Regions from separate parts of the Homo sapiens genome. Here region 1 is linked to region 2. Evidence: read pairs that join two places in POLR2A ChIA-PET (ENCODE). Cell type or tissue: MCF 10A. All regions are shown on one strand. Each heading gives the region's core, and the rest is flanking DNA. Links, peaks and the distances in the headings are about the cores only.

What was found. ChIA-PET counts read pairs that join two places held together with the same protein. Peaks named below come from ENCODE experiments on the same cell type or tissue, not always from the same donor. Only the 100,000 strongest peaks of a DNase experiment are listed, where the experiment ranks them.
Region 1: POLR2A ChIA-PET joins it to region 2 with 13 read pairs; 3 of 35 experiments call an interaction of 5 or more read pairs at or near these places.

Annotation. Positions count from the first base shown.
Region 1 is chr10:118,793,564-118,805,103 of GRCh38, forward strand. All of the region lies in intron 3 of LINC03036 (long intergenic non-protein coding RNA 3036), which reads right to left. Among named protein-coding and RNA genes, the nearest start is that of CACUL1, 44 kb to the left of the region's middle. RefSeq lists an enhancer at 1,706-2,261. In MCF 10A, for the core only: a CTCF peak has its summit at 7,554; DNase peaks (open chromatin) are centred at 4,888, 6,398 and 7,548.
Region 2 is chr10:119,001,960-119,013,225 of GRCh38, forward strand. All of the region lies in intron 2 of LINC03036 (long intergenic non-protein coding RNA 3036), which reads right to left. Among named protein-coding and RNA genes, the nearest start is that of LINC03036, 22 kb to the right of the region's middle. In MCF 10A, for the core only: no CTCF peak of the experiment used is centred there; DNase peaks (open chromatin) are centred at 1,882, 3,562 and 5,102.

The DNA.
Region 1 (11,540 bases), core at 1,503-9,502, 210 kb before region 2:
CACACCCAGCCCAATTTTATTTTCAATGTAATATTTTCTTTCTTTCCTCTTGTGTGGTAGATTGCATCATTGACTCCAGTTTGTCACCCTTCCCTGTATTTACACCCTCGGTCATTTGACTCTGGGACTTTCCATGAAGTGGGCATCACATGGCTTTCTGCCCCACCGATGCCATGGTTGGCCACGAGACCTGCTTTGGCCAATGGGATGTTGGCAGACATGATGCAAGAAGAGGCTTGGAACAGACCTACACTCCGGGCCTGGGCTTTTGTACCTCAACCGTCTTGGCGAGAAGAACATGCCCAAACCAGTCTGTGGTTGCAGGAGAAGGATAAGAGTCAGGTGGAGCTGAGCCATGTCCAGCCAGGCCTAGTCTACTTTAGACTACCTCCAGCTGACCCACAGACAGATGAGCTCAATCAATGGCTATTATTGTTTTATGCCGCTGAAATTGTTGTGGCTGTTACGCAGCATTTCTATATAATAGTTGAATATTACACTCCTTGACTTCAGAAGTTGAAGAAATGTTTTGTTATTTTTAACGTGATTGGTTTTTTTGTTTGTTTGTTTTGTTTTTGAGACAGTCTCACTCTGTTGCCCAGGCTGGAGTGCAGTGGTGCAATCTTGGCTCACTGCAACCTCTGCTTCCCAGGTTCAAGAGATTCTCGTGCCTCAGTCTCCCGAGTGGCTGGGACTACAGGCGTGCCACCACGCCCAGCTAATTTTTTGCATTTTTAGTAGAGACAGGGTTTCACCATGTTGCCCAGGTTGGTCTTGAACTCCTGAGCTCAGGCAGTCCACCCACCTCAGCCTCCCAAAGTGTTAGGATTACAGGTGTGAGCCACCATGCCAGGCCTTAATAAGTGATTGTTAATGGCAGCTCTTATTGGTTGTCTACCCAAATCCATTCTTTGCTGCTGGTAGAACCTTGATTTTCTTCAGGATTTTACCCTCTGCCTAGCCTGGACAAGCACCAGGGAAGGTGCCCTCTTCAACTATAGGGAAAAAATCTTAACCAATCCAAGCCAAGTGTAGCTTGCTGGCAATTGGTTGAAGAGAGAGCATATAACACAGTTACAGCCAATGAGATGTGAGGAGTCAGCTGAGGGGCTTTCTGGAAAGGCTTCCCTCCTCTTTGAAAGAGATCCATGAGATGATTCTTCCTTTTATCATTCCAGTAGACTTTTGGAACTGTTGCCGCCATCTTGGGACCATGAGGGGGCCAGCAAGAGGACAAACCAACAGGCTGAAGAAGACAGACTGGGAAGAGCCCAAGTTCAAAATGTCATTGAAAATCCACCCAATTGGCAAGCCTTGGAGCTGCCCTAACTCAGGGCTACTTGGTACCTGTCCTCATGGTTTAGGCCACCTTTCTTTGCAGGTTGTGTTCCTTATAGTTCAATTCTTCCTAGATGATTCAGATACCCCCTCAGAAGAGGAAAATCCAAGTTATAGAGAGTGATGTATAGGTTTTCTTTTCTTTCTCATGTTTCTATCCAAGTGATTCATCCCTGAGTGAGGACCTCTAACAAACTCTTTAAAGATGGGCTTAAAGAATGTTCACTCCAGGCAGCCCCTGCCCGGCCAGCCCCCCCGTCCGGGAGGTGGGGGGCGCCTCTGCCTGGCCACCCCTTCTGGGAAGTGAGGAGCCCCTCTGCCCAGCTGCCACCCCATCTGGGAGGTGTACCCAACAGCTCATTGAGAATGGGCCATGATGACGATGGCGGTTTTGTCGAATAGGAAAGGGGGAAATGTGGGGAAAAGATAGAGAAATCAGATTGTTGCTGTGTTTGTGTAGAAAGAAGTAGACATAGGAGACTCCATTTTGTTCTGTACTAAGAAAAATTCTTCTGCCTTGGGATGCTGTTGATCTATGACCTTACCCCCAACCCGGTGCTCTCTGAAACATGTGCTGTGTCCACTCAGGGTTAAATGGATTAAGGGTGGTGCAAGATGTGCTTTGTTAAACAGATGCTTGAAGGCAGCATGCTCGTTAAGAGTCATCACCACTCCCTAATCTCAAGTACCCAGGGACACAAACACACAGGGTCCTCTGCCTAGGAAAACCAGAGACCTTTGTTCACTTGTTTATCTGCTGACCTTCCCTCCACTATTGTCCTATGACCCTGCCAAATCCCCCTCTGTGAGAAACACCCAAGAATGATCAATAAAAATAAAAAAAAAATTAAAAAAAAAAAAAAAGAATGTTCACTCCAGAACTCCCATTCACAATTGCTACAAAGAGAATGAAATATCTAGGAATACAATTTACAGGGGATGTGAAGGACCTCTTCAAGGAGAACTACAAACCACTGCTCAAGGAAATAAGAGAGGAAACAAACAAATGGAAAAACATTCCATGCTCATGGATAGGAAGAATCAATGTCATGAAAATGGCCATACTGCCCAAAGTAATTTATAGATTCAATGCTATCCCCATCAAGCTACCACTGACTTTCTTCACAGAATTAGAAAAAAAGTACTTTAAATTTCATATAGAACCAAAAAAGAGCCCATATAGCCAAGACAATCCTAAGGAAAAAGAACAAAGGTGGAGGCATCACGCTACCTGACTTCAAACTATACTACAAAGCTACAGTAACCAAAACAGCATGGTACTGGTACCAAAACAGATATATAGACCAATGGAACAGAAGAGAGGCCTCAGAAATAACACCACACATCTACAACCATCTGATCTTTGACAAACCTGACAAAAACAAGCAATGGGGAAAGGATTCCCTATTTAATAAATAGTGTTGGGAAAACTGGCTAGCCATATGCAGAAAACTGAAACTGGACCCCTTCCTTACACCTTATACAAAAATAAATTCAAGATGGATTAAAGACTTAAATGTTAGACCTAACACCATAAAAACCCTAGAAGAAAACTTAGGCAATTACATTCAGGACATAGGCATTGACAAAATCTTCATGACTAACACACCAAAAGCAATGGCAACAAAAGCCAAAATTTACAAATGGGATCCAATTAAACTAAACAGCTTCTGCACAGCAAAAGAAAGTATCATCAGAGTGAACAGGCAAACTACAGAATGGGAGAAAATTTTTGCAATCTACCCATCTGACAAAGGGTTAATATCCAGAATCTATGAAGAACTTAAACAAATTTACAAGAAAAAAAACAAACAACCCCATCAAAAAGTGGGCAAAGGATATAACACACTTCTCAAAAGAAGACATTTATGCGGCCAGCTAACATATGAAAAAAAGCTCATCATCACTGGTCGTTAGAGAAATGCAAATCAAAACCACAATGAGATACCATCTCACGCCCATTAGAATGGCAATCATTAAAAAGTCAGGAAACATCAGATGCTGGAGAGGATATGGAGAAATAGGAATGCTGTTACACTGTTGGTGGGAGTATAAATTAGTTCAACCATTGTGAAAGGCAGTGTGGCAATTCCTCAAGGATCTAGAACCAGAAATGCCATTTGACCCAGCAATCCCATTACTGGGTATGTACCCAAAGGATTATAAGTCATTCTACTATAAAGACATATGTACATGTATGTTTACTGCAGCACTGTTCACAATAGCAAAGACTTGGAACCAACCCAAATGCCCATCAATGATAGACTGGATAAGGAAAATGTGGCACATATACACCATGGAATACTATTCAGCCATAAAAAGGATGAGGTCGTGTCCTTTGCAGGGACATGGATGAAGCTGAAAACCATCACTCCCAGCAAATTAACACATGAACAGAAAACCAAACACTGCATGTTCTCACTCATAAGTGGGAGTTGAACACTGAGAACACATGGACACAGGGAGGGGAACATCACACACTGGGGCCTGTTGGGGAGTGGGGAGCTAGGAGAGGGATAGCTTTAGGAGGAATACTTAATGTAGATGACGGGTTGATGGGTGCAGCAAACCACCATGGCACGTGTATGCCTATCTAACAAACCTACATGTTCTGCACATGTATCCCAGAACTTAAAGTATAATAATAATTAAAAAAAAAAAAAAAGAATGTTCACTCCAATAGATGGCTCTGAGATTTGACTTTGAGGGTTTTACCAGGGCTCTACTATGTTAGGAAATTACTTCTGGCCTCTCTATATGACTCTTTGATCCTTTCCCCAGTGAAATGGGGATCCCCTGAGGACAACTTCAGAACCTGGCAAGTGCAAGAAGAATTTCAACTATACAATTCCTTGGTAACATCCATCCTTCCAAAGAGAGACTTCTAGGCTCTATTGACTTGGAGTTGCTTTAAGTAGCAAGGGTGAAGTTGACCTTTTTTACATATTGGCAGCAAAATTACAAAAATCAAAGTCAATCCGCAAGAATGATCTTTCTCCAGAACAATGAGCATACTTCACTGGTGTGATATATTTCAGTTCAATAGACAGTATCTTCAGAAAACACATTAAAATGTCATTAGATTTCATCTAAACTTGCTGGTAATTTCGGTAACCTGACTATCTCTCCCTCCTCCCACCCTGTGCTCAACAGAAACAAGCTCATACCAAATTAACATTCATTTTGTTAAAACTAAATCTCAGACCACCTTCTGGACTTGCCCAGCTTTCTCCTTCCTCTGGGCCACTCGCTGGTTCTTTTCTCCTCTGGAATGACTCTCTCCCACTTACAACCTGGCAAACTCATCATCTGACAATACAAAGTTCACAGGTCAATTCCTCCTCAAAACCTTGCCTTGGACCCCTGAGGCAACACCACATAGAGGGGAGGTTGAAGTCAGGCTGACCTGAGGGTGGATCGAGCTCTGTACCCAATTAGCTGGGTGACCTTTGCCAAGGAAGCCAGTTTCTCTGAGCCAAGTGTCAGCTTTCTCGCCTGTAAAATATGAATCATGATTACCCCTGCCTTGGGCTTGTGCTGAGGATGAGATGAGCTCATGTAAGAATCCCTGGCACAGAGTTAAGGACTCAATGTGTTTTGGCTGTTGCTACAGGATACCTTCCCAAAGAATCATAAAGCTTTATAGCAATAAGGGACTTCAGAGTAGCTCTTCTCGACCTTCCATGTACAAGCCAATCACCTGGGGACACAGATTCTGAAGTCCTGGTGCAATGCCTGAATTTTTTTTTTTTTTTTTTTTTTTTTTTTTTGCGTTTCTTGCAAGTTTCAGAGTGCTGCAGATTCCCCTTGTCCCAGGAGCACACTTTGAAATGGCAAGACTTTAGGAGACATTGACTTCCTGCTCATTTTACAGAAAATAAGCATGAAGCCCGAGAAGAGCTGCTCCTAGCCCAAAAGGATCCAGAAAGCTGCTGAGAAAGGCAACACAGAACACAATCTGCTGGTGGAGTTTGAGGAGAGATTCACTCTCAAAGCAATTGCTGATCAGAAACAACTTTGTGAGGTTTATCTGTAAATTGTGAATACATTTCCTCCACCCAAGAGCCAGTACTCTGCTTGCTGAACAAGGTAAGCTTTATTCCTGCCTCTGAGATGGGAGGAAGATTGGGTGAGACGGACAATTTCAAGAACAAAGACATTAAGCTAAAATGAGTGGTATTCTATCTGGGGAGAAGCGGAAACACATTACCCAAGGGCCTGTGGCATAAAACATAGCTTAGAAGGAGCAGCTGTGGGTTGGTTGGTTTGTTTTAGACAGAGTTTTGTTCTTGTCGCCCAGGCTGAAGTGCAATGGCGTGATCTCGGCTCACTACAATCTCCACCTCCCGGATTCAAGCGATTCTCCTGCCTCAGCCTCCCGAGTAGCTGGGACTACAGGCATGCGCCACCAAGCCCGACTAATTTTTTTATTTTTAGTAGAGACAAGATTTCACCGTGTTGGCCAGGCTGGCCTTGAACTTCTGACCTAAGGTGATCCACCTGATGTCTCTCTCGCCCAGAGTGCTAGGATTACGGATGTGAGCCACCACACCTGGCCACAGCCGTGGGTTTTTACTCTTCTCAGAATATCCTAAAAAAATCAAAGTTTTCAGGAAATTGGGGGAGAGTGCAGGAACAGTCATCGCTTTTCCAACGTAAGATAATTTCCAGATTTGCAACATTCGGGAAATGAGCACAACTCACTCCTCTTTGAGGCAGCACCCAGCTGATGCAGCTCCATTGTGTGGCCAACTGAAAGGGTCCTGCAGTTTTCCTAAGTGTATCCCAGAGTTATTTCTTCATGAAGAGGACCTAAGCCATTCCATTCCATGGTCCGTGGTGCTGCCCAAAAGCCCATCACATGTACGGCCACTGTGGGTGCTTCCTTTTTCCGACATCTGACCCTTTATCCCATTTGGCTTACTCCAAAAGCTCAGCCCATGCTCCCAGGCATGGATAGGAAGGAACCCACTAAAAAAAAAAATGCACTATTCATTGAAAGTGCTAGAACCCGCCAGTCTCCAAATGCAGTCCTTTTGAAAAGGCATGACTCAGTCCTGAGTAACATCTGATACTTAACAAACGTCCATGAGCCATAACACCTCCTGGTGTCTGAGTGGTTTTCCCATCAACCTCTAAAATAAAAGCAAATCAGTTAGCCAGGTGCTGCATATGCTCAGAAGGCTATAGAAGCTCAGAGGTACAAGCACCTGGAGAAAATATATCAACCCTTCTGCATTATAACAACAATTATTGCAGAAATTCTTGTCATTGTCTATCAAAGTGAAATCAACGAACCCCCACAAGTTTCTGTACTGTTTGCTAGAAGTAAAGAGACAAATGAGACAAACAGCTCTTGCCCTCAGAGAGTTGACAATCTAGTAGAAGAAGGAAGAAGCCATCCAAATAACTAGGAAACAAGGTAAAGAGCAGCTTCTGCTCTAAAAAGGCAGTAGGATTGCTGAAGGAGGGGAATGTGAACCCTGGTCTTGCCCTTCAGGCAGTTTTTCATAGTTAATGATCCTGCATTCTCAAATTGCATAGGTATGTCTCAAATATGAGACAAGCCTTCTAATTTACAAGTAAGTGAACAGAAAAACTGTACACAGGCAGTCCTCTGCTTTTGTAAATATGAAAATATGTATCAAATTAACTGTATAGAGTGCAATTAGAGACTTACACATTATAAGTGGTTGTTCCATCCCAGGCAGCACTGTAGAGTTGGTAAGGCTGTACACTACACAAGGGCATCTGACCAAGGGTTAGACTGAAATCTAGATGTGTATCCTGATGTAGAGTTGTACTTATCCAGAAAAGAAAGGAATTCCTTTTCCCAATTTGCACAAGACACCATTTAGCTCGTAGTGGCCCTGATTCTGAGAGGTCCAAAATAGTTTTAAATTCCAGTTACATATTTATAGCATTTTCTTATATGTTGTTCTTTTCCTTTGCCATTAAGTCTACAGTGGACCCACTTAAGTCCAGTAAGCATTCAATTGAACTCAAAGATTGGCCACTGATCTCCATTTTGGAAGCAAGTGTATTAAGCATAGAAAACTTATATTGCTTATTTTTGAGATTACTCTTTTTTTCTACTTTCCACTTGTTTTTGTAAAACAACATGGACAAAGCACAGTAAAATGTTCAAATAGTTACGCATGTTCTGTTGAACAAAGAGAGCAACTGCCCACAGTGAATGGTTGGCTGGCAGGCAGCACCACCTGGGGGCAGCTCAAATTATTTTTCTCAGTAGTTAGTGTATGACAGTCCACATCTGTTATGTCCTGTAACAGAGCAATTAGGGGTGTCAGTGTTTAAAATGCTTATCTGGGCCAGGTGTGGTGGCTCACGCCTGTAATCCTAGCACTTTGAGAGGCTGAGGCGGGCAGATCACGAGGTCAGGAGTTTGAGACCAGCCTGCCCAACATGGTGAAGCACCATCTCTACTAAAATACAAAAATTAGCCGGGCGTGGTGGCGGGCATCTGTAATCCCAGCTACCTAGGAGGCTGAGGCAGGAGAATAGCTTGAACCCGGGAGGCAGAGATTGCAGTGAACCGAGATCATGCCATTGCACTCTATCCTGGACAACAGAACAAGACTTTGTCTCGGGAAAAAAAAATGCTTATCTGATTATCCCATTGAGGACAGCCTCTAACGCCATACCAAACATTAAGTGGGTAACCTCCTGCTTGATGCTGAGAATTCCTGGCAACTTCTCCCCAGTGCCTTTTTCCCTAATGCTTTATTCTCGGACTGGTCAGAGAGTCTTTGAACTCCCATAAACTCCTGTGTCATTCTTGTACACTTACCACATCTCTCTGCCTCTTTGGCATAGTCTGGGAGCAGCCAGGAATCACCTCTCGGCTCCACCTCCATAGCAACTGCCCTCTCAGAGGATCCACCTCCTCAGAGGGACTAGGAGCTCCTAGGTCAGGAAATGGCAGTGGCTGATGTAGCCTGATCTCCACCAGAAGTGGACGCTCCTCTTTGTTGCTGCCTGGTGAAGCGGGGGACTTATTTACTTTCACTGAAGATCTCCTTTAATTTTTTCTTTCCTCCTTCACTTTTCCTAATTTGGTTTTTCATTCATAGATGCATGCCTTTTTTTTTTTTTGAGACGGAGTCTCACTCTGTTGCCAGGCTGGAGTGTGGTGGCACGATCTCGGCTCACTGCAACCTCTGCCTCCTGGGTGCAAGAGATTCTCCTGTCTCAGCTTCCTGAGTAGCTGGGACTACAGGCGTGCACCACCACGCCCAGCTAATTTTTGTATTTTTAGTACAGACAGGGTTTCACCATGTTGGCCAGGCTGGTCTCGATCTCTTGACCTTGTGATCTGCCCACTTCAGCCTCCCAAAGTGCTGTGATTACAGGCGTGAGCCACCCCCCCCCCAGCCAGATGCATGCCTTTATTCCACATCTACCAAGTGACTCCTCGCATGAGGCCCTGTGCACTGGGCACTGCGCTGATAGGCAGGGCGTGGCGCTGACACCCTATGGCGGGGAAGGTAGACAGCAAACAAAACAAACAAACAGATGTGAATAAGGACAGAATGATGCTGTGAAGGACTTGGCCGAGTGTCCTTTGGAAGAGTGGGGAGGAGGACAGAGGGAGGAAAGGCCTCTCTGAGACCTGAAGGTAAGAAGGAGCTGGCCGTGTGGAAGGCAGAAAAGAGGGGTCCAGGAAGAGGCAGAGCATGGGTCATGAGCCCTTAGCAAGGCCTGGAAGAAAGTCCAGACATGTCTGGAGCATGGTGGGGGAAGGGAAAAGGGCGTGGTGGGGTGGCTGACAGGGGCCGCTCACGCAGGCACAGCCTGTGTCCTAGGGGCCCCTAATCCTTGTGGGGCCTGCAGGAGCCTCTGACTCTGGACCTGCTTGCCTTACATCACTTGGTCTGGTCTTGCCGCTCTCAGATACACATAGCCCTTCCACCAAAATTGTATACGTTGATTCAAATGAACATCTATTCCTCTTTGCTTTTTTAAAATTTTATTATTTTGTGTAGAGATGGGGATCTCACTATATTGCTCAGACTAGTCTCGAACTCCTGGGCTCAAGCAATCCTCCCACCTCGGCCTCTCAAAGTGCTAGAATTACAGGCCTGAGCCACCATGCTGGGCCTTCTTCATCTTTTCTACATAGAGATTAAGAGGGTACAAAAATTTGAATAAATTCCACCAGATCAACTTGATTGGTTCACCTTTAAAGAACACTTGAACTCAGGCTACTTTTGAACTGATTTACTGATAAGCATCTTGGGTGCCAAACAATAGGCTTGCCTGATGCTTCAACTTTCACTTGGGAGCTTGGCAGCCCGAAGACCTGACCAGAGACAGAACCTGAGGCAGGACAGAGGAAAGGAGAGGGAGCCGAGGAGGACAGCTCCCCAGAGCACAAAGGGCACACCCTGAACAAAGGGCAAAGGTGTCTCAGGTACTGGTGCCTGCTGGGAAACCAGCCGTGCCCTTCTACCCAGCTGGTGGGAAAGTAGCAGGTACAGTCTTTCTAGCAATTCTGCTGACTTTTTTTTTTTTTTTTTTTTTTTTTTGAGACGGAGTCTTGCTCTGTCTCCCAGGCTGCAGTGCAGTGGCACAGTCTTGACTCACTGCAACCTCTGACTCCCAGGTTGAAGCGATTCTCCTGCTTCAGCCTCCTGAGTAGCTGGAACTACAGGTGCCCGCCATCATGCCTAGCTAATTTTTGCATTTTTAGTAGAGTCGGAGTTTTATCATCTTGGCCAGGCTGGTCTCAAACTCCTGACCTCAAGTGATCCTCCCGCCTTGGCCTCCCAAAGTGCTGGGATTACAGGTGTGAGCCACCGCGCCGGGCCTCAGCTGACATTTCTAATGCAGGTTTCCTTTAATTCTGCGGTTCTACCACTAGGTGCCCCCTAATGGATACATGGACAAAAAAACATCGAGCTGTGCACACGTGACGGTCACTCCAAAAGTTGGAGGCCACCCAAATGACTCTCAGTTTGTCAAAGCAGGCCAAATCAATTTCAGCCCATCCATACAACAGAATAGTCTGCAGTGATTAGACATAAGGAGGCAAAGTTCTAGACTCAGAGTAAAAGACCCTGAAGATATATCATTAAATAAATGGGGGAAAGGCCAGATATGGAATAGTGTACGTATACCTTGCTCCCCTATGTAACTGTTTAAAATGATATATATTTATATGTAGATACATGCATACTTTTTTCTGGTGGGATACATAGGAAACTTTGGGGATGAGGATTGGGGTCAGAGAAAAGCAGGGAGATTTTAATCATTTTTCTAGATCTTTCTGTACTGGTCAAGTTTTTATATCATGCGCAGTTATTGCTTTTATTTAAAGAGTAATAGGAAGAAAGGAAGAAAAGACAAGACACCAGCCTCTATATTGGTAGAAACCAATTCAGTCCTCCCTTAAGCCCTGCCTGCCAGTGGCCGATGTCACCATGGAGAAGGTTACTCGGGAGCCTTCCTTACTCTAAACTCACTGCTCACTTGCTGGGGGAGTTGTGGGACTGGGAAGTTTCTCTGCAGGAGAAAGTGTCTTTATGCCAGAATTAGGCACAAAGGGCATTAGGACACTTGGCTGTCTGTGTCTGTGTGACTCAGGACACATAAGCTACAGACTCTTTTCACTGGAAGTTTTCAGCTCAATCTGGCAACCCATCTATTGAACACCTACTATGTGTCAGCACTCTGCCAGGCCTATGGAATGAGCAGACACAAAGGCAATTTAACCCTTGCCCCCAGGAACAAGATAAACAAATGACGCTGGAAACTGCAGATGAGGGAGAAGTGCTATAAGAGATGGGGACAAAGTGGAGGAAGGGAGAGATTCCCTATGGCCAGAGGGACCAGGAAGGCTTCCTGGAGGAGGTGGGAGTTGATATGGAGCAGTCCCACGCCAAGAGAACAGCTTGAGCAAAGATTGGGAAGCAAAAGAGAACTTGTGCAGGGAAGGAGGAGAGGCTGGAACCCAGAATGCTGGGCTGGGGAGGGAGAGGTGGGCAGGGGAGACGAAAGGTTAGCTCTGCCGAAAGCAAGAACCTGAAGGAAGACAGGAGCTGGGCCAGAGAGGGCTGAGTGCCCCGCAAGAGGTTTGCACTTAATTCTGTGAACACTGAAAGGTTTTGATTTGGGAGTAAGAGGGTCAGAGCTGTGTCTGAGGCTCATGTTGATGACTGTCTGGTTTGTAAAAGTCAGTG
Region 2 (11,266 bases), core at 1,342-9,341:
AGATGACCACTGCAGTCACAGACTCATCATATCCCACATGAGTAGTGACAGCAAAATGATCATCTGTCTCTCTCATAACACCACTCCCAGGAAAGGGTCTGACTTGTCACATGCCCATGCCTGAACCAATCTTTGTGACCAGGGAGACAGGATATTCAAACTGATCAGTCTGTATCATCTGCCCACCTGTGGCAGGAGCAGAGCTGTGACCAACAACCCTACCAGGAGCCTGGGGCATGAGGGAGGCGTTGTGCAGACAGACCCAGAGAAGGAATACACGAAGGCTGCTTCAACCACTGAAGGCTTGAGATGGCACGTGAGCTGGCCTCAATGGCTCAACGCAATCTACTAGGGGACAGTGAGGAGGCAGAGCAAACACGCATGGGACAGGAGTGATCCTAGAGAATGGCTGGAGAGGGAGAAGCAAGCAGAGCGAGCCACAGAGCCCCACTCCCGGGCCACGTCTGCTCCACCTCTCACCCCTCCTGGCCTGTCTGCCACTTGATTCTGGGGGTGGGGCAGGGTGCAATGATGACAGATGAGGAAGCAGATAGCATACTGACTTCTAGTTAGTCTATTTAAAAATGGAGATTGGCACCACCAAATCCTAGCTGAAAGCATGTTCAGGTGTGCAATGCTGCAATCATTAGGAAGAAGGAGGCCAAACCGGCAGGTGCAGCTACTGAGACCATTCTGGCAGGAGAACCCAGTGCCTGAGGTGAGCTGGCTGCAGTCTCTAGAGGCAAAGGAGGCAGTCATTGCCGGGCTTTCAGGGTGAAGGCAGCAGCAAGGATAAGACAGAGCTCAGGATTTAGAACCCAACATCCTGCTTTCAAATTTTTTGTATTTTAAAAAAATAAGTAAACAGGCCGGGCACGGTGGCTCACGCCTGTAATCCCAGCACTTTGGGAGGCCAAGGCAGGTGGATCACCTGAGGTCAGGAGTTTGAGACCGGCCTGGTCAACATGGTGAAACCGCATCTCTACTAAAAATACAAAAATTAGCTGGGTGTGGCGGCACGTGCCTGTAATCCCAGCTACTTTGGAGGCTGAGGCAGGAGAATCACTTGAACCTGGGAGGTGGAGGTTGCAGTGAGCTGAGATCGCGCTACTGCACTCTAGCCTGAGTGACAGAGTGAGACTCCATCTCAAAAAAAAAAAAAAAAAAAGTAGACCTATAACTATGCAAAAAAGCTACCCATAATTCTACCACCTGGAGAAGACCACTGTTAGCAATTTCATATATATCCTTCTACACTTTTACATACATTTTCTTATATATCCCCATATTTTTTACACAAAATATATAGAAGCAAAGATACGTACCGTTTCATTTAACAACAACAAAAAGTGGAGATGGAGATCAGACTGTGTCCTGGCCTCGTTTAACAGTGATAGGTGTCAGCGTGGTTCCATGCCACTGCGTGCCCTTTTATTTAAGGGTGAGAAATCTGAGATCCAGAGGAGAGAAATAACTTGCCATTTCTGTGTAGCAGGTCACTGGTGGATCAGAAACAGCGATGCTGGCTCTCACTCACTCTGGTCCTTTCCAGCCATGATGCTGCTGCATGGTGACCTCCCTTTGAAGGTGACACTTCTTCAACATGGGGGGCCTGTGGCCTCCAGCTGCAGGCAGCAGCTAGGGGCAGCTGGTGCGATATGCCTTGGACTTCCCCAGCAGATCCCAGGACTCACAGCCCTCAGCCTCAGGGCAGCCTGCAGAGCAGCCACTGTGACTCCCTGGCCAGGACCCCGGACCGGACTTCCCAGGAGCTATCACCTCCCACCCTCCAGCTGGGTCCAGTTACTACACAGAGAGATGAGCCTGGACATTACCTCTGGCCAAGAGACAAGGTGTGGCTGGTTCAACCACAGGCCATGGGTACACCCGCCCAGGCATGTCCAGGCAGTCAGGATTCATCTTCAGGTCGTCAGGGGACATGTGGCGTGCTTTTCCTGTGGCCAGACAATGAATGCTCTTTGGCTCCAGGAAGGGAGCTGTTCCTCACCAAATGTCACAGCAGTGGACACAGGGGCCCTGACGATGAAAGGCATCCTGAAAGGCAAGCCCACCACCCTGAACCTTCCCAGGGAACTGAGGGAAATGGAGAAGTTAAAGGACAGCTGGAGACACCCACCAGGCTGCAGACACACCCCAGGCTGCAGACACACCCACCAGGCTGCAGTCTGCAGAAACAAGAGAGGAAAACCTTAGCAGTCAAGAGAGCTGATGGGTGAAGGGCACCAGCTTTGGAATCTGCTAGCCTGGGTTCCAATTCCCATCAAGTTCTTGCTGGCTGTGTGACCCTGGGTGTGTTGCATTCCCTGTCTTAGCCTCAGCCTCCACATCTATAAAATGGGATTACTCATGATACCTTCCTCCCTGGATAACTGGAATTTAAATGAGGAGCCAGAGGAGAGCTCTTAGCACACTGCTAGGTGGGTTACTTATGGGTTTTTTGTTTGCTGTTTTTGAAACAGGGTCTTGCTAGGCCAGGTGTGGTGGCTCACACCTGTAATCCCAGCACTTTGGGAAGCCGAGGCGGGTGGATCACTTGAGGTCGGGAATTTGAGACCAGCCTGGCCAACATGGTGAAACCCCGTCTCTATTAAAAATACAAAAATTAGCTGGGTGTGGTGGCGCACATCTGTAATCCCAGCTACTTGGGAGGCTGAGGCAGGAGAATTGCATGAACCCAGGAGGCAGAGGTTGCAGTGAGCTGAGATGGTGCCATTGCACTCCAGTGTGGGCAACAGAGGAAGACTCTGTCCCCCTGACCCCCAAAAAAGGAAAAGAAACAGGATCTTGCTATGTTATGCTGGTCTCCAACTCCTGGGCTCAAGTGATCCTCCCATGTAAGCCTCCCAAGAAGCTGGGACTACAGGCATGCACCACCGATGCCTGGCTACCCACTGTTTTTATTATTTACCTAGTGGTGCTGAGAAAGGAGAGATACCACCTAAGTGAATGTAACCACATCATAGACACCCAAAACACCAACTAGTGTGCTCGTCATTTTCTTTTCTTTTTTTTTTCTTTTTTTTTTTTTTTAACAGAGTCTTACTCTGTCACCCAGGCTGGATTGCAGTGGCACAATCTTGGCTCACTGCAACCTCTGCCTCCCAGGCTCAAGCAATTCTCATGTCTCAGCCTCCCAAGTAGCTGGGACTACAGGCGTATGCCACCATGCCTGGCTAATTTTTGTATTTTTAGTAGAGACGGGGTTTCGCCATGTTGGCCAGGCTGGTCTCAAACTCCTGGTCTCAGGTGATCCGCCCACCTTGGCCTCCCAAAGTGCTAGGATTATAGGCATGAGCCACCGCGCCCAGTCAGGTGTGCTAATCATTTTCTAAACTAAATGTATTAGGCACTTCCTGCCTTTTTAAACAGAGTAAATGAAATTTAACATGTTCCCAATAACTCAGAATTGACATTACCAAATTACTACACTCTGCCATCCCACAGTACTATCCGTAGAAGTAGCCGAGTGTATGTCTAACACCACCTCCTCTATCACCACCAACTCAATGGCCTGAGCTGACCATGAGTCATCAAAGAAAATGTTACAAATGTATGTAAAGATTTAATGGGTTCCTAGAAAGGAGCTGACTCTCCTGTATAGCAAAACTACTCAGTAGAACACGGAGAGAGTTACCCAAAGCCTTTTACTCACGCCCAACTTCTCAGCCTCTTCCTAGATGGCTGGGCTTCTGAGGGTCAGATTCGTAGAAAGGGGACCATTATTCTGTTCATCCAACATGACTTTCAACACAGAGAGTGCTTCAAGGTGCTTTGTCTTTTAGATACATGCATAACTACTATCACTGAAATATTAGGTTGGTGCACAAGTAATTGCGGTTTTTGCCAAGAAAAGTAATGGCAAAAACCGCAATTACTTTTGCACCAGTGTAATAATTAGCATCTTCCGCTAATCTTTTTCTAGAAATTTGAGAGAGACTTCAGCTGAGTTAAATTCATGTCTCTGACACTGGGTTTCTCTTTCCAGCCTGTAAAGACCACTTTGAGGATGATGAGACACATCCTGAGCAGAGCCAGCTAGGCGTGGCCCCTTGAAAACAGCCCTTGTTTCCCGATCACATGATCTCAGCTCCTTCTCCAGTGGCACTCATCACATTATTCTGCAGTCACTGAGCTTCTGTCACCCAACAGATATTTGCAAAGTCCCATGATGTACCAGGCACCAGGAGAGCACTGAGGGTCCCTCTTTCCAGAAGCCCCCATCAGTGAAGGGAACAGACAGGTGGCAGCGGTCTGTCCTGCCTTGTGGCCAGGAGGTAGCAAGTACAAAGTCCCTGGGGTCTTGGAGGACAAAGTGACCAGCTCTGCTGCATGGGAAAGGAGGAAGCTTTCCTGAAAAGGGGACACTTGAGCTGAGCCTCGAAGGCCAAAAAGGAGGAAGGGTGCCTGTAATCCCAGCTACTCAGGAACCTGAGGCATGAGAATCACTTGAACCTGGGAGGCGAGGTTGCAGTGAGCTGAGATCGCACCACTGCACTCCAGCCTGGGCAACAGAGTGGGACTCTGTCTCAAAAAAAAGAAGGGAAGGGTATTCCTGGCAGAGGAAGAGGCTTGTGCAAAGGCACAGAGGTGTGAATGTTTGCAGCTTCCGTGGAGCTGAGGCAGAGGCTGAGTCCAGACTGCAAATGTCCCATCAGTGTCCATGCATCACCTTAGAGACAGTCTGGGCAGAATTGGGAAAGGACCCAAGAATCTCCCTCCAGTCCCTTACCTCTTGGCTGGAGCTCATCCCAGGAGACCTGCAGCCCTGCTTTACAATCCAGGAATTGAAGGTTCCACAAAAGCCCGCGAGACAGGTCCCCCCAAGCCCAGGCACATCTTAAAGAGCTTGTGATCGTTTGCTGGAGACTGCACCTGCAGATGACCAACTGGACCACAGAGCGGCAGATCCCCTGGCCTAACAGGCTAAAAATAGTCCCAGTGTAGATTTCCAGACAAGACTGACGCACTCAAACCAAAAAGACTCACAGATTTGCACAGCTGATGAAAACTAAAATATCAACAGGCTCCTCCAGCCTGCAGAGCACCTTACTCAACCAGACAGAGATTTAGCAAGAGATTCGTTTTCTGAGCTCCTGCCAGATCCCGGGAGGAGAGGCCAGAGAGTTTGTTATCATCTCTTAAGTAAACCATGATTCATCCTCATAGCAGAAAAAAGAATGAGGTGGCAGTATATATACTGACTTGGAAAGACTCTAGGACATAGTAAATGATAAAAGCAAACTGCAGAATGTATGGAATCACAGATATACTAAATTAAAAAGTGTGTGTGTGTGTGCGTGTGTATGCATGTGCGTGTGTTCATGTATAAATGCATGGCAAAAAGCCTGGAATTCCTCACAACCACGCCATGCAGTAGTATTGTTATCCATTTAAGCTTTTGTGAGGTTAAGTAACTTGAACATATGGCATAGTAAATATGGCTATTATATCCAGACCATATGGAACTGGATTATGATAACAATCGCTGAGATTTATATAGCAAACTTTTTTTTTAAGAACTGAAGAATACTCACTAAACCCATTCATTTTACTGTGTGCCTGGCACTACTCTTGCCTCTGGAGATAAAGTGATGAAAAAGTACAAGTGAAGTCTCTGCCTTCGTGACACTAACACTCCAGGGTCACCTCCGGGGAGGTAATGATAGAGAGTGGGAGTCAAGGAGATAAAGGAAAATATTATCCTTGTCTATAATGTTTGAATTATTATTATTATTTTTTTTTTTTTTTGAGACAGAGTCTCGCTCTCTCTCCCCGTCTGGAGTGCAGTGGCGCGATCTCGGCTCACTGCAAGCTCCGCCTCCCGGGTTGACACCATTCTCCTTCCTCAGCCTCCGAGTAGCTGGGACTACAGGCACCTGCCACTGCGCCCAGCTAATTTTTTGTATTTTTAGTAGAGACGGGGTTTCACCATGTTAGCCAGGATGGTCTCAATCTCCTGACCTCGTGATCCACCCGCCTCAGCCTCCCAAAATGCTGGGATTACAGGCGTGAGCCACCATGCCCGGCCTGAATTTTTTATAATAGGAATTAATCCACTATTTGAATAATTAAAATTTATTTTTAGTGTTCTCAATGAAAAGGCACCCTTTGCCTTTGAGGACATTTTTTTCTTTTCTTTTCTTTTCTTTTTTCTTTTTTAGAGAGACAAGGTCTCATTATGTTGCCCAGGATGGCCTCAAACTCTGAGGCTCAAGTGATCCTCCTGCCTCAGCCTCCAAGTAGCTAGGACTACAGGCACGTACCACCACACCTGGCTGCCTTTGGCGGTATTCACTCTTCAAGCCTACCACCCAACTACTAAGAGTTGATTTTTAATAACTTTAATTTTGGGGTTGTTTTTATCTTTTTTCCCTTTTTTGAAATGGAGTTTCACTCTGTTACCCAGGCTGGAGTGCATTGGCGTGATCTCGGCTCACTTCAACCTCCACCCACCGGGTTCGAGCAATTTTCCTGCCTCAGCCTCCCGAGTAGCTGGGACTACAGGCGTGCGCCACCACGTGTGGCTAATTTTTGTATTTTTAGTAGAGATGAGGTTTCACCATGTTGTCCAGGCTGGTCTTAAACTCCTGACTTCAAGTGACCCACCTGCCTCAGCCTCCCAACATGCTGGGATTACAGGCGTGAGCCACCGCGCCCGACCATAACTTTAGTTTTAATGACTATAACAGTATGTGCATTCAGAAAAGTGAAATACAGGGAGATGTCATTTGGGGGCACCTTGCTATGCACTGTCTCTATGTTAGACCTTTTCCATACACCATCTTGTCTGATCTTCTGTACAACTACAGCAGGAGTTGAGAACAATAGCTACTTCATAGATCCGTTCTTAAACAGGGGTGACTTTGCCTCCAAGGGACATGTGGTAAAATCTGAAGATGTGTTTGGTGGCCACACTGTGGGGGGCAGGGCGGTTACTACTGGGATCTAATGGAGAAAGGCCAAGGATGCTGCTAAACATCCTACAGTGCACAGCACAGCCCACAACCAAGAATGACCCAACCCAAAACGCCAATGGTGCTGGGGTTGAGAGACCATGTCACAGATGAAGAAACACGTTCGGGGAAATGACTTCCCCCAGGTCACACAGCTAGTGTGGTAAGCAGAATAACGGCCATCCAAACCTGTGAGTACGTTACCTTACATGGTAAAGGGGAATTAAAGCTGGATTAAGGTTGCTAGCCAGCTGATCTTAAAATAGGGAGATGATCCTGGATTATCCAGGAAAGCCCAATGTAATCACAAGGGTCCTTATAAGCAAGCAAGGAGGCAGGAGGGTCTGTGTTAGAGATGAAGAGTGAGAAAGACTCAACCAGCCTCCACTGGCTTTGAAGATGGAGTTGGGTTTGACCCCAAGGCCTAGCTCTTGACCACTACACTAGAAGAAGGGTTGGGGAGGAAGATCAGGGATCTTCTATAACCCCACAGTCCAGGGAGAACCATTGTTAATATTTTGGAATTAGGCCAGGCACAGTAGCTCGATGTGATCCTCCTGCTTTGGCCTCCCAAAGCACTTTGGGAGGCCAAAGCAGGAGGATCACTTGAGCCTAGGAGTTTAAGGCTGCAATGAGCTATGATCATGCCACTGTACTCTAGCCTGGGCAACAAGAGCAAGACCCTGTCTCTAAAATAATAACAATAGTATTTTGGAATTATACCATAGTTACAGATGTATATCATAAGCATTCACCTGTGTCATGAAAAATTAATAGAGGCCAGGCGCGATGGCTCACACCTGTAATCCCAGCACTTTGGGAGGCCGAGGCAGGTGGATCACGAGGTCAGGAGTTCGAGACCAGCTTGGCAAAGATGGTGAAACCCCGTCTCTACTAAAAGTACAAAAATTAGCCGAGCGTGGTGGCAGATGCCTGTAATCCCAGCTACTCAGGAGGCTGAGCGAGAGAACTGCTCGAACCCAGGAGGCGAAGGTTGCAGTGAGCTGACATCGTGCCACTGCACTCCAGGCTGGGCGACAGAGTGAGACTCCGTTTCAAAAATAAAAAAAAATAAAAAATTAATAGAAAGTCTAACTTTAATTGACCATGTGATAGTTTATCATGTGTTTTAGCATCATTTAACTTCTTACGTGGGCATAAGTTGTTTTCAATTCTGTGCTAAAACCACCCTGCAATAACTATTTTTACTGAATTTCTGACTGCATTCGGGGTTATCGCCTTAGATTCCTAGAAGTCGAATCATTGATCCAATAGGAAATGAATATTTGAGGTTGTTAATAGATAATGCTAAATAGCTCTCCAAAAACGTAAGTACAGGAAAGTATCCACTTCATCAAATTCTTCAAAATCTGATAGATTTTTAAAAATCATTTGATAGGTAAAAGAGTATATTAATTTGCCTTTCTTTGGTTATTACAGTAGGTAACCTTTTTCTCGTATATTTACAAATCATTTTTATTTTATCTATGATCATTTGTTCACATTTTTTGCCCACTTTTCTATTTTTGTGTTAATAATTTTCTAATCAGTTTGTGTTTTATGTACATAGCAATATCAACATTAAAGCTAGTAACCCTGTGTTCTTGTATATATGACAAATATATTTTGGAAAATATTTGCCATGCATATTTGTTAGGGGAAAATGTTTGCCATAAATAGTTGTTTGTTGTTGCTTTTTAGCATTTTGTTGTTAATGTTTTATACCTTTTATTTAGGTTTTTTTTGTTGTTGTTGGTGGTGGTTTTTGGGTTATTTGTCTTTTGCATTTTTAGTAGACACAAGGTTTTACTATGTTGCCCAGGCTGGTCTCAAACTCATGACTCAAGCAATCCCCTCGCTTCGGCCTCTCAAAGTGCTGGGATTACAGGTGTAAGCCACCACACCCACCCACTTTTTTTTTTTTTTTTTTTCATATTGTCAGATACTTTTCCCTTTGGGATATCAGCCATCATCTAAATGCTTTGAAAGGCCCTCCTAATTCAGAGATGAGGTAAATATTTACATGTATTTCCTATTAGGTTGTGTGTATGTGTGGAGTTTAACTTCTTAATTTTGACTTTAATTTATAACTTCATTATGATCATGAGATGCCCACCATGAGGGCAAAGTTCCTGCAACTTTTTAAGCTTGTCAACAGATGAAAAGGTCAAATTACCACCCCAGGAAATACACAAGTTTAGGCAAAAGTGAGCCTAAATTTGACACACAGTAACTCGTAAGCATCCATGCTGTGGTCCAGCAAGGCCGTTAGGCATAAAGGGTGAGCAGATCTCAGAAGGACGCCAAACAGCATCTCCTCTCCACAAGCCAAGCCATGTTCAGTGTTTCTCCTTTCACACTGAGAATTCCCCAGTGCTTATCATCAGCACATCCTGATGGTTTTCCTGGACTCCCTCCTCCCACCACACCATGCTCGACCTCACAAAGATGCAAGGGTCCTCGCTGGGGGTCCCTGAGCTCCACTTCCCTGATAATCTCCCACCAACACCAAAAGGAAGGATGAAACTCCTCAAACCCACCCTAAGTGGTGACTAGTGTCTGCCTGGATGGAGAAGCCCAAACAAACATCACCGAAGGTGATGGATTCGAGCCTGGAGCAGCGATTCTCAGTAATTCTCAACTGCAGAGCCCAGTCAGCTGTGAAATGTCATCAGCAATATCCGTGATAATAAAGGGATGGCTGGGCGTGGTGGCTCACACCTGTAATCCCAGCACTTTGGGAGGCCGAGGCGGGCAGACCATGAGGTCAGGAGATCGAGACCATCCTGGCTAACACGGTGAAACCCCATCTCTACTAAAAATACAAAAAATTAGCCAGGCGTGATGGCGGGCGCCTGTAGTCCCAGCTACTCGGGAGGCTGAGGTAGGAGAATGGCGTGAACCCGGGAGGTGGAGCTTGCAGTGAGCCGAGATCGCACCACTGCACTCCACCTTGGGCAACAGAGCAAGACTCCGTCTCAAAAAATAATAATAATAATAATAATAATTATTATTATTATTATTATTATTATTAAGGGATTTGGCTGGGCATGATGGCTCATGCCTGTAGTCCCAGCACTTTGGGAGGTGGAGGCTGGTGGGTTGTTTGAGCCCAGCCTGGGCAATGTGGTAAAACCCCATCTCTACACAAAAACACAAAAAAATTAGCCAGGCTTGGTGGTGTGCACCTGTGGTCCCAGCTACTCAGTAGGCTGAGGTGGGAGGACTGCTTATTACTTGCTTATTAATACTGCTCATGGGTTCTGTTGAACAGACATACCACAGTGTATTTATCCATTCTGCTGATGAATATTTGAGCTATTTCCAGTTTGGGGCAATTAGGAACAATGTTAGTGTGAACACTTTTAACAACCTTATTGAGGTATAATTTATATTACTATAAAATGTACCCATTATAATTGGACTATATACAGCTTTGGCAGGGCACAGTGGCTCACATCTGTAATACCAGCACTTTGGGAGGCTGAGGCGGGTGGACTGCTTGAGCTCAGAAGTTCAAGACTAGCCTGGACAATGTGGTGAAACCCCATCTCTACAAAAAATTCAAAAATTAGTCAGGCATGGTAGTGCACCTGTAGTCCCAGTTACTTGGGAGTCTGAGGTGGAAGGATGACTTGAGCCAGGGAGGCAGAGGTTGCAGTGAGCTAAGATCACACCATTGCACTCCAGCCTGGGCAACAGAGCCAGACCCTGCCTAAAAACAGAAACAAACAAACAAAAAATTATATAGTTGTGTAGCCATCACCACCACCTAGTTTTAGAACATTCCATCACCCCCAGAAGTTTCCTCATGCCTATTTGCAGGCAGTCCTCCCTATCCACCCACCCATAGCCCAGGCAGCCGATGATATGCTTTCTGTCTCTACAGTGCTGCCTTTTCTACAAGTGTAATCAGATAATATGTAGTATTCTGTGTTTGGCTTCTTGCACGGAGCATAATGTTTTTAACCTTCAGTATCTATAGTCTGTTCCTTTTTATTTCTGAGTAGTTGATATGGTTTGACTGTGTCCCCACCCAAATCTCATCTTGAATTGTAGTTCCCGTAATTCCTAGGTGTTGTGGGAGGGACCCGGTGGGAGATAATTGAATCATAGGGGCGGTTTCCCCCACTGTTCTTGTGGTAGTGAATACATCTCGTAAGATCTGATGGTTTTGTAAGGGCTTTCCCTTTTTGCTTGGCTCTTATTCTTGCTTTGCCTGCCACCATATAAGATGTGCCTTTCCAGCAGGTGTGGTGGCTCACTCCTATAATCCCAGTACTTTGGGAGGC